Linked DNA regions of Homo sapiens: all the other regions are linked to region 1. Evidence: chromatin contacts called from ENCODE Hi-C or POLR2A ChIA-PET data. All regions are on one chromosome and are shown on one strand. The core of a region is the stretch at or near the end of the contact, and the rest is flanking DNA. Distances in the headings are between cores, read along the strand shown. Region 1 has its middle 12 kb from the start of MIR202HG. Region 2 holds the start of LRRC27 (leucine rich repeat containing 27). Region 3 holds the start of PWWP2B (PWWP domain containing 2B). Region 4 overlaps INPP5A (inositol polyphosphate-5-phosphatase A).

Evidence for each region. Hi-C counts contacts between places; a loop is a spot of excess contacts on that map. ChIA-PET counts read pairs that join two places held with the same protein, here RNA polymerase II (POLR2A). Pooled maps may share reads with other maps.
Region 2: a loop to region 1 is called in a map of B cell, with 15 times the contacts of the local background. The contact joins the promoter of LRRC27 here to the enhancer-like site in region 1. A Hi-C loop is called at or near these places in 1 of 168 maps with a recorded cell type or tissue (B cell), 4 of 37 single-sample maps with no recorded cell type and 14 of 50 pooled maps. POLR2A ChIA-PET finds 5 or more read pairs at or near these places in 1 of 52 experiments (MCF 10A).
Region 3: a loop to region 1 is called in a pooled map, with 4 times the contacts of the local background. The contact joins the promoter of PWWP2B here to the enhancer-like site in region 1. A Hi-C loop is called at or near these places in 4 of 50 pooled maps.
Region 4: a loop to region 1 is called in a map of heart left ventricle, with 13 times the contacts of the local background. The contact joins two enhancer-like sites. A Hi-C loop is called at or near these places in 1 of 168 maps with a recorded cell type or tissue (heart left ventricle) and 5 of 50 pooled maps. POLR2A ChIA-PET finds 5 or more read pairs at or near these places in 1 of 52 experiments (activated CD4-positive, alpha-beta T cell).

The regions. Positions count from the first base shown.
Region 1 is chr10:133,257,587-133,261,950 of GRCh38, forward strand. No RefSeq gene overlaps it. Among named protein-coding and RNA genes, the nearest start is that of MIR202HG, 12 kb to the left of the region's middle. RefSeq lists enhancers at 452-751, 1,750-1,799 and a silencer at 4,092-4,364. Within about 2 kb of position 1,770, at least 33 of the 41 ENCODE cell types and tissues checked have a DNase peak (open chromatin) inside an H3K27ac peak, as active enhancers do; they include B cell, where a contact is called at or near this core.
Region 2 is chr10:132,329,696-132,334,059 of GRCh38, forward strand. LRRC27 (leucine rich repeat containing 27) reads left to right here and starts at 2,498. Exons shown (of 11, transcript NM_030626.3): 1 at 2,498-2,561; 2 at 3,782-4,039. The coding sequence starts at 3,830. It also overlaps a transcript of STK32C not described here. RefSeq lists an enhancer at 1,781-2,315 and a silencer at 2,200-2,319.
Region 3 is chr10:132,394,086-132,398,449 of GRCh38, forward strand. PWWP2B (PWWP domain containing 2B) reads left to right here and starts at 3,115. Exons shown (of 3, transcript NM_138499.4): 1 at 3,115-3,266. The coding sequence starts at 3,142. LOC124902526 (a long non-coding RNA gene) reads right to left here and starts at 2,471. Exons shown (of 2, transcript XR_007062342.1): 1 at 576-2,471; 2 at 1-245. RefSeq lists enhancers at 1,033-1,556, 1,557-2,079, 3,650-4,172, 4,173-4,364 and silencers at 1,888-2,267, 2,288-2,717, 3,128-3,237, 3,248-3,387.
Region 4 is chr10:132,568,354-132,572,717 of GRCh38, forward strand. All of the region lies in intron 1 of INPP5A (inositol polyphosphate-5-phosphatase A), which reads left to right. Among named protein-coding and RNA genes, the nearest start is that of INPP5A, 33 kb to the left of the region's middle. RefSeq lists enhancers at 1,983-2,753, 3,223-3,362, 3,523-4,292, 3,863-4,012, 4,023-4,072 and 1 more. Within about 2 kb of position 2,523, at least 9 of the 41 ENCODE cell types and tissues checked have a DNase peak (open chromatin) inside an H3K27ac peak, as active enhancers do.

The DNA of each region.
Region 1 (4,364 bases), core at 520-3,019:
CTCCTACATCCCGGCAAGCCGCAGCCCCGACACTTCCTCCTAATTTCCTGACACTCCCCACTCCCTGGCGGGACGTTTTACTCCTTGCTCTCCTTCCCACTGGAGGGCGCGCGCTTTCTAGCTGGCCGCGTGGGCAGGCAGAGGACCAGGTGCAGGCGGGCGCCAGAGGACAGAAGGTGGAAGTCAAGCGGTGTCTTGGCCGTCCAAGGTCCCAGCACAGGCACTCAGAACCCCTGAGCCCAGGGAGCTCCCAAGGGTCTCACTCTCCTCTGCGGTCTTTGCTGGCCGAGGGCAAGGCCGGGTGAGGACGGAGAGAAGCAGCTCCTCCCCACCACACACCCAGAGCTGGGAGGGGCCAGGATTCAGCACCCTCTAGGGGTGGGCACGGCAGACGCGGTGGGGACCTGGCGCTGAGGTCCTGGCTCCCACTCCAGCGTGGCCTGGTGGCTTCTCCCCGGTTGGGGTACCCTGCACAGGGGTTGTGGTGCCTCCCAAGGGCCAGCCCCGCCCTGACAACCTCTCCTCCAGCCAGGATGGGGTCCATACTCCATCGAGAGGGTTCCTGGCTTCAACACCCTCCACCAGCCTCATGCCACCAGGGCCCTGGTCATCCTGGGGACCCTGCAGAGGGCCTCCTGGGCCTGTCTTCCGGCGGGTGAGCCGGCCCTGCCTGTGGGTGTCTGGGGTGTGGCCTCCAGGCACCAAGCACCCGCTGGCTCCTGATACCTGCCTTTCTGGCTGTGGTGTGTCTCTGGCCTGGCGCCTGTTTCTGAGTCCCTGGAGAGAGCAGGTTCCTCGCAGGTGGCAGGCAGCCCTGTTTGTGTGTGCATGAGCCTGTGGGGGCACCTGGAGCTGAGCGGTGGCCTGTGCTGTCACCACCCGGGGTGGCAGGGCAGGGTCTGGCACTGCCACAGCTCCTGACAGAAGCTGCCTAGGCCTGGGTTGGCTCGGGCTTCTCGGCCAGGCCCTTCCCCAGCACTTCCTGCCCAGCCCCAGCTGCAGGACCTGCTGAAATCTGTGCTGTGGGAGCCCTGTCTCTGAGGGGTCACTGCAGTGACTCCAGAAAACCTGAGTCTCCTGATTCCAGGAGCACCGCTTGCAGCCTGCCACGTGCATGACCCAGCATGACCCGGACTCCTGAGCCAGGACCGAGTCCCCCTGACAGCGGGGAAGCGGCGGACCCTGGGGGCTGGCACCCGCCGTGGCCCTCCCCAGCCCACTGTGGCACTGAGGGGCTGCTCCCCTGGGAATGGCCCCTTCCTAGAGGCAGCCCTGGCCTGGCTTCGAGAGGGGCTCTGGGAACAGGCGGCCCCGGGTAGCTGACCACACCTGACCAGGCCAGTCTTTGGGAAGCCGCCCTCTCAGCCTATGCACTGCAGGGACACTGGGTGGAGAGGGCTGTGCCTCAGTGCCCCTGCAGGGCGGTGCAGCAGCTGGCCGTGCAGGGGGAGGGGGCCTTGCCTTCTGGCTCAGGGAGGAAGCGGCTGCTTTCAGCTGCCTTCGCCTTGCCTCCTGAGGCGGCTTTGGAACCCTCCTGAGGTTTGTGGCCCTGAAGTTCCTTCCTGAGACCCCGCAGGGGACTAAGCCCTCGGCCCAGGGGCACCGGGGAGGGCAGAACCTCAAGACAGGGGCCCGGGACACAGGACAGAGTGTGTGGGGCAGGTGTGCAGGCTGTGCCCAAGGGGCCTCGGGGTTGAAGGGGCTCTTGGAGATGATGTCGACATCGCGGTTCCTGAGCGGGTGCCCAGATCTGGATGAGCTGTTTTCTGGAGAAAGCAGGAAAGTGACGTCATTTTGTGGCTTCAGATTGACCGCAGCCTGGCAGAGAGGGAGTGGTGGCAGGAAGTGAAGCTGCTGGCTTCCCAGTCACGGCCTCCATGATCCACGTGTGGCAGCAAGAATCACAGCTGCATCATGACACCCAGAGGGAAAGCAGCTCAAGCTGCAGTTTAAGGCGACTCCACGGAGGGCCCTGGCTTAGTTGTTGCACAGCATGGGGTCAGATGGATGCCCTGGAAGAGTCAGCAGAGACCCCCTGGCCTTTGGAGTTTGTCTCTGAGCGAGAGACACTGTTGGGATGACCGGCGAGTGGCGTTGGGTCCACATGGGGGCCCTGGTCCGGCTGAGTCTACTGAGCACAGGCCTGCCCCTTGCCACCCAGCTCTGCCCATATGTGGCCGTCATTCCTGGGCTTCACCTGGGAAACGTCCTTTGAGGCAGCTCAGCTTTTCCACAGTGGGTCACGTTGTTTGCTGCTGGAGACTGGCTGAGTCTGTGCTTCCAGTATAGGAAGGTTTAGGAGGCGGTCAGCAGGCCTCTCCTGTGGCCACTGTGCCCGAGGCAGGTGCCTGGGGTGAGAGGGATTCTTCCGGATGTGGCCGTGCACTGCCCAGCAGGCCTGGAGTGAACGTCTGTGTGGAGTCCGGGCTCCCATCCAGCATCCCTTAAGGGTCCTGATGGCTGGAGCTGGGGGAGGCAGGTATGGCAAGGGGCTTCCTGCACGCAGGAAAACTGGAGACCCCTGGTGAAAGAGCCAGGTGTGCACCTGCAGAGCCAGGCATGGGTCCACAGAGCCTGTCAAGCCTGGTTTACACCACAGAGCTGGGTATGCGCTGAGAACCAGGTGTGCACGGAGAGCCAGGTGTACACTGCAGAGCCGCGTGTGCACTGAGAGCAGGTGTGCGCTGAGAACCAGGTGTGCAGAGAGAGCCAGGTGTGCACGGAGAATCAGGTCTGCAGAGAGAGCCAGGTGTGCACTGAGAACCAGGTGTGCACGGAGAATCAGGTCTGCAGAGAGAGCCAGGTGTGCACTGAGAACCAAGTGTGCAGAGTCAGGTGTGCGCTGCAGAGCCGGGTGTGCACTGAGAACCAGGTGTGCAGAGAGAGTCAGGTGTGCGCTGCAGAGCCGGGTGTGCACTGAGAACCAGGTGTGCAGAGAGAGTCAGGTGTGCGCTGCAGAGCCGGGTGTGCACTGAGTCAGGTGTGCAGAGAGTCAGGTGTACACTGCAGAGCCGCGTGTGCACTGAGAGCAGGTGTGCATGGAGAGCCAGGTGTCTGTTGAGAACCAGGTGTGTGCAGAGAGCCAGGTGTGCACTGCATATCTAAGTGCTCATGTGGAGTCTTGGGCTGGGCAGGTGCTGCCCAGGACCCTGGCTCTCTGGCTGTCTTCTGTGCATTTGGGGATGGGAGAAGGGGCTCGGCTCTGGCTGGAGGGCAGCCAGGCAGACTTGCCAGCCAGCACCGCCAGGTGATAAGAGCTGGTGCCCACAGGTACTCAGCAAATGTCTGCATTTTGGGGAGGGCTGGAGAAAATGAAGGCCATGCCCTCTCTGCAAGGCTCCGCACAGGCCCTGTTTCCCAGTCCTTCAGCCACAGGGTGTCCCGGCAACAAGGGTGCCAGGTCGCCTGCACCCTGACTGTCTCCTGCGGAAAGGACAGCGCCTGCTCCTTGTCCTCCAGTAGCTGCTGGACTCCGGGGTCTGGGTGCTCTGGCGCCCGGCGGCTGGGTCCCCACTACAAGGTAGACACCAGCCTTGAATCCAACTGTCGAGGAAATGGGGTGGGCGGCGGAGGCTGGGGAGATCGGGAGGAAGGGAGGTATGGGCTTGAGAGACAGGAACCCACCCTCTGCAAGTGCAGTGGCCTGTCCCCTCCAGAACGCTCTCATTCTTCGTGCTGAAGGGAGCTGGGGGCGTGGCAGGCCTGCGAGACGAATGGGCGCTATCAGCTCAGGGCTCTGCCTCGGAGGAGCCACCCGGAGGCAGCACCCATGGGTGTGGGGGCTTGGCCACAGGGGACGTCAGGCCTCCTCGGTGCAGCACCAGATGCGTCTAACAGCCTCCGCCCCGTGGGCGCCCACTCAGACTTGCTGCTCAGGTGCCTAGAGCAGAAGCCACCTCCTCAGAGGCCAGCGCGCCAGCCTGGCACCACGGGGACGCTCCCAGGGGGTGCCCAGAGGGAACGTGCGCATCGGGCGGGGTACTGCGGCGCGTGTGGGCCGTGAGCCCCGCCCTGTAGTCGGACACTGGAGTCCCGGATCCTACAGATCTGAAAGGCTGAGTCGGATGCAGCAAAGGCGAAGCGGGGTTCGCAGCCCCAGACTCTTGGGCGGGGGGGTCAGCGAGCAACCGGGAGGGGCGCCGCGGGCCATTCGCCGCTTCTCCTGGGCCGAGGGCGCAGGCCCCTGCCGCGGGGGCCCCTCGGACTCCACGACTTCGCGGACGCGCGCCCACCGCCATAGCTGAGGTCCCGGGCCAGGCGGCGCGTGGGTGGCTGAGCGGGAGCGCGTCCAGCCAGGCGTGGAGGCCGCGCGGGGCCGGGGTCGAGCCCAGCATGGCGGGGGGGGTGCGGGGCAGTGGCCCGGA
Region 2 (4,364 bases), core at 1,248-3,747, 930 kb before region 1:
GAATGGGTGCAAGCTACTCCCTTTTAGGAGATCCAGAACAAGAATTATGTCAGGGTGCAGAGGTGCCACGGGAGGACAGATGGCCGGGAAGGGCTGGGAACTGAAACTTAGCTATCTCAGGTGAGAAGACACGGCCAGCGCCAGGCAACACAGCCAAACCAACTTATACTCAGAAATACCACAGCGAAATTTCAGAACAAAGACATGAAAAGAGAAGATAGATTTCCTTCATGGAAGTAGCAATGCCACGGGCAGCAAACTTCTCGGCAGGGTAGCAGCAGTCGCTGCCCGGAGGAAGGTCCTAAAATCAAGACAGGAAATGACTCAACAAGGAACGCGGCACCAGCTCCACAGCCACTCAATAATCAGATCAACACGAACACTTCATTCGTTCCTACGTTGGGAGGCTCACCCAAGAATACTTGCCAAAAGGCTACCAATGGATACAATCTGGCTGGGCAAAAACTGAGCACAGTAAAGGGCAAAACATGCTCGTACATACAATTAACTACTGACTACAAAAATTAATGTAGCATGAAAAATGTGAAACAAAAACCTGAGGCAACAATAACAAGCAAGAGGGAATACGCTCAAATGGTTAGTAAATGTTTTATTTGTGAAAAGAGATACTGGAATGCTGAAACTTGTTAGAAATAGCATCGTGCTGAAATCTTCCATCCCCTTCGCCACTCACGGCAACACCCATGTCACTCCTCATTCTCTCCTTGCTCTGCCCGGGTGGCTGGCCTCCCCACGCTCCTGAGAAGGTACTGGTTGTGCTTTCAGCTTCCTGATTGGTAGATAGTTGGGTATGTACGAAAACTTTTTTTTTGAGACAGGGTCTCGCTGTCACCGAAGCTGACATTAAGTGGCACAATCATAACTCACTGCAGCCTCAAAATCCTAGGTTCAAGCGATCCTCTTGCCTCACCCTCCCACACAGCTGGAACTACAGGTGTGTGCCACCACACCCAGCATTTTTTTTTTTTTTTTTTTTTAATTTTTGTAGAGACTGGGTTGCCCAGGCTGGTCTCCAACTCCTGGCCTCAAGCGATCTTCCCACCCTGGCCTCCCAAAGTGCTAGGGTTACAGGCGTGAGCCATCGTGTCCGGCCTAAAAAACATTTCTTACTGTGATCTCTTCACAAAAATAAAACGTAAATCCCCTCAAAGTGGATAGTCGTTTCTCCACATAATTATGTCGTTTCCTTTAAAAAGTGGAATCAGGCCGGGCACGGTGGCTCATGCCTGTAATCCCAGCACTTTGGGAGGCCGAGGGGGGCGGATCATGAGGTCAGGAGATCGAGACCAGCCTGGCCAACATGATGAAACCCCGTCTCTACTAAAAATACAAAAATTAGCTGGACGTGGTGGCGCGCGCCTGTAGTCCCAGCTACTGGGGAGGCTGAGGCAGGAGAATTGCTTGAACCTGGGAGGCGGAGGTCGCAGTGGGCCGAGATCGCGCTACTGCACTCCAGCCTGGGAGACAAAGCAAGACTCCACCTCAAAAAAAAAAAAAAAAAAAAAAAAGTGAAATCATGGCAGACTCCAGCTAAACTGTCCGGGTTTCCAGAGTGTTTCTGGGTGGGACAGAGGGTGCTACTTTTCATTATCAGTTGGATCCTGGAATGAAGGTGCACGGGACTCCAGGGTTCCACAGGACCACGCGAGCACCTCCCCTCCCGCCCGGTGTCATTTCATCTTCTTCCAAATTCTCAAAACCCTTCCTCAGGACACTCACTGCGTTTCCTCGCCCCCCTCACTCCTCCGTCCAGAGGCAGCCTTACTTCTCCAAAGAGGACGCTCTGAGTCTGCGTTCCCCTGGCAGCAAGTCCTGAGGCAAGATTTGGGGACAAGCAGCTCCTGTGGGAAGTGGCTCCAGGAAGCCCCAGGAGAGACGCGGGGAGTGAGCCCAGCGGGAAGGACAGGCAGCGAGGACCGCTCCAAAGGTGGTGCCTCAGCAGCAATTCTTTTCTGCTCGGCTGTCCTCGAGCAGCCCCGCCCGCCCCGGGCCCTCCGGCTCCCCAGACGGCACTTAGCATCCCGCTCTCTTCCTTCCCCTCTGTGCCAGGCCGGTCGCCCCTCCAGACCCTCGCGGTCTCTACTTGCCCGTCGACCACCACCCCTTCAAGGCCGCGGGCGCGGAAAAACGGATGCTACCGTTGGCCGCGTGCGTGCGCAGGCGCACCACCCCCTGCCACCCCCGCGCAGGCGCACCACAACCCCCCCACCGCAAGCGCAACCCCCCGCCCCAGCGCAGGCGCACCACACCCCGCCCCCTCCCGGGCAGGCGCACCACACCCGACCCCCTGCCGCGCAGGGGCACCCACACCCCGCCCCCGCACGCAGGCACAAACCCCCACAACACGCACACCCCCGCGCGCAGGCGCACCACACCCCTCGCGCAGGCGCATCACAGACACACTCGCGCTCAGCGTGGCGCCTGCGGGATTCCGTACCGGCGTCTCCATGGCGACCGCGTTGGCTGGGTGGCCTCCATTGTCGGGCTGCTGCTCTCAGCGGCGGGGCTCGCCAGCGCTTCAGTGGGCGGGGACGCGGCAGGTGAGACGGGGCGGGTACGGCCAGCTCGCTGAGCCCTCGAGGCGGGCGGCGGCAGGAAGGTGGTGCCTCGGCCCGTCGTGCCCTGTCGCCTAGCTCCAGCCGCGATGCTGACCGCAAAGGCTGCCCTTCTGAGGCCTGGAATGTGAGGCCCAGAGCGTCGGACCCAACTCAGCCTCGCCCGGATGGGGAAATCGAGGCAGGGAGCGGGGGTGGGCGTGCGTGGGGATCCCTTGAAGGCAGCCTCGGAAACCCCACGGAGCCTGCGCTGCCTGGGCCCTGTGTGAGTCCAGGCTGTTGTTTCACTTCTGGTTTTAAGATACTTTCCCTGTTCTGAGGTTTGAAGCCTCCCCTCCTCTGTTTTAAGTTCCGTGATTCGGAGAAAACAAGTGAACTGACCGTGAAAAAGCCCGCGGGCTTCCATGGAATGCAGGCTGCCTGGGGTTGAACCCTGCTGGGTCCCGGTGTCGCCTCTACCCCCCAATTAACTGCGCCCCTGGAACAGTTCCCTAACTGATCTGCGCCTCATATGCCAATCATTGGGCTGTTGAGTGACTTGAATTAGGTGAACTGATGCATTCCAACGTTGATTCTTATTGCCGAATAAATTGTTTGGAAATTGCAAGTGGAAGTGTGCCTCGCTGAATGAGATTTTGGTGAACAATACTTCTGAGTAAAAGTGTTGCTGGACAACGAAAATTCGAGATTAATTTAACAGGTTTTTCCCCGGTGCTTAACTGGGTGTAAGCCAGACTTAGTTCTGGTCACTGGGTCAAAATGGTAAACAAAAGACAGGCTTCCTGGCCTCAAGAAACTAAAAACATAGTTCAAATGGCACAGAACCACACCAGAGGTAAGAAACAGTGCAAATTTCCACCCGCCCCTAGTCATTTCATGGAAGCGTTGCAGTTGATTTACAGGCTTTGAAATGTTCCGATCTGTTTACATCCCTAAAATGATCATTACTATTGTGCGCCTTTGCGTTTTCCAGGAGTTAAATCTTGGAACTCCATTGTACAAAGTGAGAGCAGAGAATTTTAATCTGAACCTCTTTGTATTCCTTTTTTTTTTTTTTACATGTTTAAAAGTCAAATTTTTGCTACTGCTTAGGAAAAATGATAGCTTTTAAAGCAAGTTACATTACAGTAGATCTGCCACACAGCTATTCTGTTTTGCCTCGGTATAATTAGTTGCTTCTACGTTTCCCTTTCCCGTGTCTCCAGGTGACTCCAGACCAAGGAGGATGAGCTGCTGTCCCTGGAAGAGAACGGATGGAGGGAAGCAGCTCCTACGAAGTTCCCTCTGTGGCTGCTGCTGATCTGGAGGAGGGTGCTGGTCAGACTAGGAGCTTGCCTGCCACCCCCTCCAAAGATGTTCACAAGGGTGTTGGAGGCATCATCTTTTCCTCCTCACCGATTTTAGACTTGAGTGAAAGTGGTCTGTGCCGTTTGGAGGAGGTCTTTAGAATCCCCAGCCTTCAAGTAAGTGGGGCTGCTCCTCAGGCTGTGTGCCCACAGGTCCCCTATAGACAGAAATGGGAATGTACCCCTGGGCTTTATTTGTAGGCTTCTTTCTCTTTGGAATTGATGAATTCTAAAATTAAATAGAGGAAAGGTTAACTCATAGTTTCATACGCCAATCACAACAAAATGGGAAATTCATGATGGGGACCAACCAATGGAAATAGTACATCTATTTAGATGAAGGTGTCTGTTCTCTTCCTTGCAGTTCATCTCTCAAAACCTGTGGTAGAAACTACTGCCAAACACGCTTGGTCTCTTAATTAAAACACAAAACCTTAAAGAA
Region 3 (4,364 bases), core at 1,865-4,364, 860 kb before region 1:
TGCGGGGTTCCTGCCTTCCTCCCCTGCTGTCTCAGGGGACATAGAGGCCAGCCCCTGCTTCCTCCTCCAGCCACCTGTCCCTCCCTCAACTGTACCCCTTCAGGCCACCCATCCTGCCAACTGCTGGTCACCCACCCCCAGCCCCGGTGGAAGTTCCGGACACTCTCCTGTCCCCTTGGCTTACCCCATCTGACTGGCTGGGCCGTCCCGAGCTGGGCATGTCCTAGGCCTTGCTGCGGCTGTGCCTACAGCCAGAGGACCAAAGGCTTTAGGACCTTTTGTTTGGATCAAGTCTCTTGAAGACAAAGTCTAAAGACCTCGGAGGTGTCTCTTCCCACTCTTGGCCTTTTCACCCCAGCCAGGGGCGTACTCCCGAGGCTCCTCTCCAGCCCAGCCAGGCAGCTCAGGGTCCTCTCACTGTGGGCAGCACCAGCCCCAGTACCCAGGGTGCTTCCCAGAACTGGGCAGACCTCACTGACTGGCATGAGCAGGGTGGCCTCTGGGGAGATGCTCAGAGCAGCAAGCCTAGGACAGCCTCCCAACCCCCGAATACAGGGTCAGACAGGAGGGGATACCTGGGCTGATGAGGTCCCCAAGGACACCTGCACTTTAATCGGGGACTCTGGAAACTCCCATGGCCTCTTCTTCAACAAGCAGGTTGGAGCGGGGCGGGAAGCAAGTGGGAGCAGGTGCGGGGGCAGGGCTGCTGGGGGAGGCCCTGAACAGCCACCGTTTAAGTTGCAAAAATGGTCTCCCTGTCTGCAGATGGTCTTTTTTATACCTTACCTAGTGGAGAGCAGGTTTTAAAAACGGCTTCCAAGTTCACTTAACAATACACAGTAAATAGCACGGGCCAGAGGGGAAGAGGCAGAGGGAAGGCGGGCAGGGCAGAGGGAAGGTGGGCAGGGCAGAGGGAAGGCGGGCAGGGCAGAGGGGCAGGAGGTACCATGGGCCAGCCGTGCTTCTCACTGCCCTCTTCCCCTCTCCAGCCAGAGCTGCCAGCTGCTGGGTGCATCTGTCTGGCCCTCTGTGCCCCGGAACCCTCTTCCCCTGTCCTGCCCGCCGCCACCCAGCCTTGGTTCCTCTCAAAGCCCAGCAAGTCCACAGGTGGGTCCCTCAGCACACCCCAAACTGTTCCTCCTGCTGGCGTGGGAAGTCACCAGGAGCCCCAGGCGCACGCAGACACCTTGCAGAGGATCCTGCCCACCCCCACCCCCACCTCGGAAGCCCTTGCTTTTGCCCACCTGGTGGGGCCCTGGTGAATGCTGGTGCTCCCCTGGACACTCTTTCTGGATCCCTCCACCCACATACAGCCCCCTGTGCATTAGCCCCACCCCATGCTGGCCCCACCAGCCTGAATGCTGATTCACCCTGGCAGTCCCCAATGCTCAGAAAGGGCAGTGCCCAGCAGGCCTCTCCAGCAGGCAGGAAGAAGAGCCAAGCAAGTGGGCAGCCTCAGGATGGCCGCTCAGCCCAACCTGGAGCAGGGTGGCGAGGGGGTCCCTGCTGCCTGGCATTTTTCCTCCAAAGTCAGCCCCACCCCTGGAGGGGGCAGCTGCAGAGGCCTGTGGGCAGGACAGCAGGCAGGCTCCACTGCAAGCCTGGCAACCAGTGGGCAGGGGCTGGCTGACCCTGGAGAACGGGGCGCCTTGAGGTGCCTGAGGCCCCAGGAAGGGCTTAGTGTTGGCGGGAGCCCCAGGCCACACAGAGGAGGACAGACACTCACTGGGCTTCCAGGCCTCCTCTGGGACTGTCCCCGGCCAGAACTCTGGCTCATTCGGCCTCGGTCCCTACCCCTGTTCTAGCCGGACGGTCAGGTGTCCCAGGCCCCGCGGGCTCCCTCACTCCGCCCTGGCTCCTCTCTGAGGCTCCCACTGCCGCGCGGCCGCCGGAGGGCGAGGTCGACAGGCGCCAGCGACCCGACGGTCCCCAGTGGCACCAGGGGCGGTGGTCCTCAATTCCCAGGCTGGGAGGAGCCCTGCCCGGCGGCGCTGGGTCGCCAGGACAACTACGCGGTCCCCCGCCCCGCCTCCAGGCCTCGTCAGGCGCTGCAAGTCCGGCTCAGAAGCCCGGCCCGGGGCCAAGGTCACCGCAGCAGGCCGGGCCCCTGCGTTCTGAGCCGGGTGCGGACGTGCTGGTGCTCGGGGAAGTCGGGGGCTTTGACGCCTGAAGGCGCGGGAGCCGGGCGCCTGGGGGAAGGGGGTCCGGCGCCGTCACCTCCCACTCCTCGCCCGCGGGTCGGGGAGCCCCTGCCGCGGGGGAAGGAGGCTGTTTCCTTTGTAAACTGGCGGAGGCGCGCCTGGCCCCTGGGCCCGGCAACCCGAAGAGACACGCCCGAGACCTCCGGAGGGAGTTAACCCCCCGGGCCCCGGTGCCGGCCACCCCCAGGCGCGCAGGGTGGCCCTGAGCCGGGCGCGCGCCCGCTTGTCGCCCCGAGAGGCGCCGAGCCCAGTGGGGCGACCCAGTGTCCCGCCCCCCACGCGGCGAGGGCGACACTAGGCCGCTGCCCCCGGGCGCCCCGCGTCCCCTCCGCCTGCCCCGGCTTCCTGCGCGCGCCGCCCGGGACTTCCTCGCCGCAGTGCCCGGGGCCACCAGAGCCCAGCGCGGGGCGCTGCCGGGACACGCGGGCGGCCGACCCCAGGCGGGAGGATCCGGGCCACCGGGGAGGGAGGGAGGGCGCAGGGCTGGGCCCGGAGGGGGAGGGGGGCCCGGGACCGGCCCCAGGCAGGGGAGCGGGGGGATGGGGTCCCGGGGCTCCGGCCGCGGCGGGTGTCCCCCCCGCCGCCCCCGGGCTCGTGGCTCTCGGGTCCTCCCGAGCCAGGGGACACTCCCGGCCAGCGTGGGCCGCGAGCCCGGGCGCAGCCCCCTCTCCAGCCCGGGGGTCCGCACCGCGCGTCCGGCCGACCTCTGCGGGCGGGCGCGGCTTCTCCCGGGACGCGGCGGCGGCGGGCGGGGTCCCCGGGAGCGGAGCCCGCGGCCGCGCGCCCCCGGCCCGGCTCGGCTCGGCTGTGGCGGCCGCCCCAGCGGAGCTTTGTGACGTCAGGCGGCCGCGGGGCGGCGTCACGCGCGGGGCTGACCCGGCGGCGGCGGCGGCGGCGGCGGCGGCGGCGGGGCGGGGGCGGCCTGGGACGCGGCGGGAGCATGGAGCCGCGCGCCGGCTGCCGGCTGCCGGTGCGGGTGGAGCAGGTCGTCAACGGCGCGCTGGTGGTCACGGTGAGCTGCGGCGAGCGGAGCTTCGCGGGGATCCTGCTGGACTGCACGAAAAAGTGAGCGGGGGCGCGGGCCGGGACACCCCCGGGGTCCCCACGCGACACCCGCCTCCGCCGCCCGGAGACCCGGGACCCGCCTCCGGGTTGGGGGTGGCGTGGCCCCGGCGCCCGCTTTCGGTTTCTGCCGAGCCTGAGTTTCGGGGCGCGCGAGCGCGGCCGCCACTCGGGGGGGCAAAAGTGGTTCTCAAAGTCGTCGCGACTTTTCGGGGCGGGCGCCGGGCCGGGGCGGGCCGGGGCGGGGGGCGCGGGGCCGGGGTCCCGGAACTCCACACATCTGCCATAATTAATGCACTTTTCTTTGTTCAGAGCCACTGTTGAATTCGACTGTTGGCAGAATTGTCGTTAAAGCAGGGGAGGGTCAGATGCGCCGTGGCCTTGCCCTGGCAGTTCCTCACAGGTGGGGGTGCCCTGTCGAAGGCCACGGGCCCCTGGCTGCTGGGAGTGACTCCGCGGCTGAGGTTTGGATTCGGGGAGAGCAGTTGCGCCCAGCTGTGCGATTTAAGAACAGTTTCAGGCCAGGGAGCCCTGAGTCATGGGGGCGTGAAGAGGTACAAGCTGTGGGAGCCGTGGGCACATCCCCCGGGAGCCCTGGCTTCCTGGGTGGGGGGCGCAGGGCAGGGCGGGGCGGTTCCTCCTGAGAGGCACCTGTGCACGGGCTGCAGGGACCCATGCGGTGCAGATGAGCCTCCTGGACACCGCGTCACATGGCAGGGAGCTGTCGCTGCCAGATCAATGATTAGGCATGAATCAGGCTGTGGCCTCGCTGCGCTCCTGCAGGGCTTTCTTTTGAAACTGGGAGCAGGGAAAGGCTCCTCTTGTAAAGGCCCAACTTTTTCCATCCGTGGAGCCCAGATTTTTGCCTGGTGACATGAATTAGCAGAGAGGACCGTGTTCCTTCCACAATTATTTCGCAGACGTTATCTCTTCATTAGATGTGCCAGAAGCCATTTATCCACAAGTCACGTGATTTAACATATGGCTCCCGTGTGGTTCCTGCCCGCTCCGTGTGGGCTACCGCTGGGAGTGCACGGGCAGGATGGAGGGACACTCGGGGGGTGAGAATCGCCACCTGGGAGCTGCCATCCCCTCCACCAT
Region 4 (4,364 bases), core at 1,273-3,772, 690 kb before region 1:
GCCCTTAATGGCTCCATGAGATAACAGAATTATTAAGCTGCCTTCAATTAAAGCCTCAAGTTTTCCATTTGTAAATTAAGAATTTTTGTGGCCTGGGCACAGTGGCTCACGCCTGTAATCCCAGCTACTGGGATTACTGGGAGGCTGGTAATTGGGAGGCTGAGGTGGGTGGATCACCTGAGGTCAGGAGCTTGAGACCAGCCTGGCCAATGTGGTAAAACCCCATCTCTACTAAAAATACAAAAAAAAAAAAATTAGCCATCCGTGGTGTTGGGCACCCGTAATATCAGCCACTCAGGAGACTGAGGGAGGAGAATGGCTTGAACCCAGGAGGTGGAGGTTCCAGTGAGCCGAGATTGCACTATTGCATTCCAGCCTGGGCGACAAGAGTGAAACTCTGTCTCAAACAAAACAAAACAAAACACAAAAAAGAATTTTTTTGAGACAATTGAAGCTTAGTGAATAAGTACAGAAATTGTATTGTCAAAACTATGTAAGTTTACTACATATATTTGCAAAGAGCAAGGCAACATAGATCACAATATGTTCTTACCGGCATTTTTTTTTTTTTTTTTTTTTTGAGACGGAATCTCGCTCGGTCACCCAGGCTGGAGTGCGATGGCACGATCTCGGCTCACCACAACCTCCGCCTCTTGGATTCGAGCGATTCTCCTGCCTCAGCCTCTCGAGTAGCTGGGATTACAGGCATGTTCCACCATGCCTGTCTAATTTTTGTATTTTTAGTAGAGACAGGGTTTCTCCATGTTGGTCTTACTGGTATTCTTTTTTTGAAATTATTTTAAACATTGAGCATCTGATTAATTCTCACCATACAGCAGAGAGTGTTAAGTTCTTATACTTTCTACATGTTTTTCTTTTGGATTGTCAATTCTTTTTGGTTAAAAATAATAAAAATTTTATCTCACATGGTTTCTTCTGTTAATATGAAGCTGACATGGTCTTGTAAATGTTTCTGCATTTTGCTTGTTTTTTTGTTAGTTTGTTTTTGGTTTCTTTGAGACAGGGTCTCGCCCTGTTGCATAGGCTGGAGTGCAGTGGTGGGATCAATGCTCACTGCAGCCTCCACCTCCCTCCCAGGCTCAAGGGATCCTCCCAACTCAGCCCCCTGAGTAGCTGGGTTTACAGGAATGTGCCACCATGACCGCCTAATTTTGTTTATTTTTTGTAGAGACGGGGTCTCAGTATGTTGCCCAGGCTGGTCTCGAACTCCTGAGTGCAAGCGATTCTCTGCCTCAGCCTCCCAAAGTGCTGGGATTACAGGCGTGAGCCACCTCGCTGGGTCCCCACTGTTTTTTTTAATTAAATTTTTAGTAGAGATGGGGTTTCGCCATATTGGCCAGGCTGGTCTCGAACTCCTGACCTCAGGTGATCCACTCGCCTCAGCCTCCCAAAGTGCTGTGATTACAGGTGTGAGCCACCGCACTGGGCCCCCACTGTTTTTTTTTAATTGAATTTTTAGTAGAGATGGGGTTTCACCATATTGGCCAGGCTGGTCTCAAACTCCTGACCTCAGGTGATCCACTCACCTCGGCCTCCCAAAGTGCTGGGATTACAGGTGTGAGCCACCGCACTGGGCCCCCACTGTTTTTTTTAAATTGCATTTTTAGTAGAGATGGGGTTTCACCATATTGGCCAGGCTGGTCTCGAACTCCTGACCTCAGGTGATCCACTCACCTCAGTCTCCCAAAGTGCTGAGATTACAGGCGTGAGCCACCGCGCTGGGCCCCCACTGTTTTTTTTAATTGAATTTTTAGTAGAGACGGGGTTTCGCCTTATTGGCCAGGCTGGTCTCAAACTCCTGACCTCAGGTGATCCACTCGCCTCAGCCTCCCAAAGTGCTGGGATTACAGGTGTGAGCCTGCGCTCTGCTGATATTTTCTTGTTGGTGACTGCACGTTTGCCTTGAGCTGTGAGCTCTCATAGAACCAGATGACCATTTGGGCTCACTGTTAACTGTAGCCCTTCTGTGGATGCCCCGTGGGCACCTTCGTATCCATCAGTTTCATCTCTGGCCCTGGGAAGCGGGAGGAGTTCGGGTGGAGCTGGAGGGTTTTCCTTCCGACGAGGTATGTGGAGTCCCTCTGCGATCCTGTCTGGGGAGGGGAGAAAGGGGTGGCAAGGCTTCTCTAGCTGTCACTGGGTCCTTGAACCCCCGCTGGCCTGGTGCTGCTGCTGGTGCTGACCACACACAGACTCATGGGAGAACTGGGCAACTTGGCCACTGAATCTTCATTGTGGGTGTTTGCTTTGAATATTTCGTTTTCAGCTCTTGTGTTTCTAAGTACCAAAACACTTTTTTTTTTTTGTAAGAATTCCAGTGCACCAACAATAAAACCAAGGGACCAACTGAGCCATTTGGAAGTGGTGGCTGGGGACACCCATACGGTGGTGACACTTCTGGGTGACTGGCTGGTGCTGGGTGTTTCTGGGCTGCCAGGACAGCAGGAGGTGGGGGTGTTCTGTGCCAGTGAGCTTCGTGCTGCGATGTGGATAGAGGGCCGTCCTTCCGGCCGCTGCTGCTCTCAGGTCGCCTCTCATCGGCACAGCGGCGCATCACACGGCAGCAGCCTGCCTGGCTCTCCTGGTGGGTGGGGGCTGAGGGATGAAAACGAGGCACTCCCTCCCCACCACAGCCTACTCCCGTGGGTTCGGGGCGTTGGAACATTCTCCAAACCCCTCCTGCTGCCTGGCCAGGTCCAGCTGGGCACAGTGCACGCCCACCTGCTGGGCCCTCCTCACCGTGGGCTCCGCCCTGGGCCCTTTGGACACCTTCCCTGGCCCTGACAGCAGCTACCTGGGAATGCAGCATGAGGCAGGTGCCTTTTGCTGAATGAGGTGAACAGCAAGAGGGAGAAAAGGAGAGATCGCCTAGCAAAGCAGCGAGGCCAGAGGCTCCTGCCGAGCAGAGGAGGAGGGCCATTGGCGCAAGGACACACCCATCCCTCATCACACTGCTGGGACCTGCCTACCCTCTCTGCTGGCACGCCGGGCTCTGCCACATGGGCCTGTCTGGGCCTTGTCCTCCCCAGCTGCGGGGAAGGGCTTCTTTCAGTTCCCTTTGGGTGAACACAGAGGCCCAGCTCCTGCCGCTGTGTGTGGTTCTGGGTCACTCAGGACCACTGATAATCAAAACCACCAACTTTGGACTACACAGAGCTATTAAGGAGCTTAGCTAAATTTAAAAAAAGTGCAGCTGATATTTATGTCCTTTATGTGCCAGATAGTGCTGTAAGGATGTGGTGTGTCTCTAGGTATGTCAGCCCTGACGTTTGTGCCGTAAGGACCCGGAGTGTCTGCAGGCAGACCTGTCATCCCCGCAGCCCTGACGTGCGTGCTGTAAGGACCTCGAGTGTCTGAAGGGAGACCTATCATCTCCACAGCCCTGATGCCTGTGCTGTGTTGCTCCATTGCACAGATGGAAAGACAGGGGCTAGCGAGTGAGCAGCCAGTGTGAGGCCCTGCGGTAGCAGGTGGAGGGGGCAGGGTGTGAACTGAGCTGGGGCTGGCTCTGGCATCTGAGCTTGTTAACGACCGACTGGGCTAGAGGCAGAGTGGGCCGCACCCTGACCACCACCTCTGTCCCCCACTGCTGTGCCCCTCTGTCTCACTGTTTCCTGTGGTCCCTCCTGACTAGAAGAGACTCAGGCCTGCTGAGTAGCATGCAGCACAGGACGAGCCTGCAGAGCCCTCTTGGGACTTACACACTGGGGATTTGACAGCTCATGTCTGGCACCGCAGATAGTCTAGGAAAAGGTGACTCATCCAAGAGCCTGGCCGGAAACCCACAGGGTATTGGCCCAGGTGTGCCGAGAGGCTGGCCGGAGGGACCATTGTGATACTCAGAGGAAAACGCCTGTGGCCCATGGGGGGGCCTTCAGAAGAATGTCGGAGTTTCTCAGCTGGCAAGATGCCCCTGGTGGCAAGATGCCCCTGGTGGCAAGATGCCCCTGGTGTGGGGCCCCTCACCTGGACCAGAGGCCTTCCCTGAGCTTCTGTTTTGCAGGGAGGTGCCTGAGCTGCACAGCTTGCCTGGGAGGAGTCGTGGTTTCTGGGGGTGGGGCCTTTCGTAGGGCTGTGCTGGTGCTGTCCTGGGGGAGGGGGATGCTGAGCACGCCCGCCCGGGGCTGCTTTCCCTGGGAGGGATGCTGAGGCTGCCCAGGGCTGCTTTCCCTGTGAAGCAGCGTGACCCAGGGCTCTTGGTGGGGATGTGCCGTTTGCTCTTTTTCATGTGTCTAGCCCTTGGGAAGTGTTTTTGGTACTGCTGGTTCTCATGCTCTAGTCCTGGTAATGGGCTAGTGTGCTTGTTCTGGCTTTACTCGGTAGCGTTTATAACAGGACAGGAT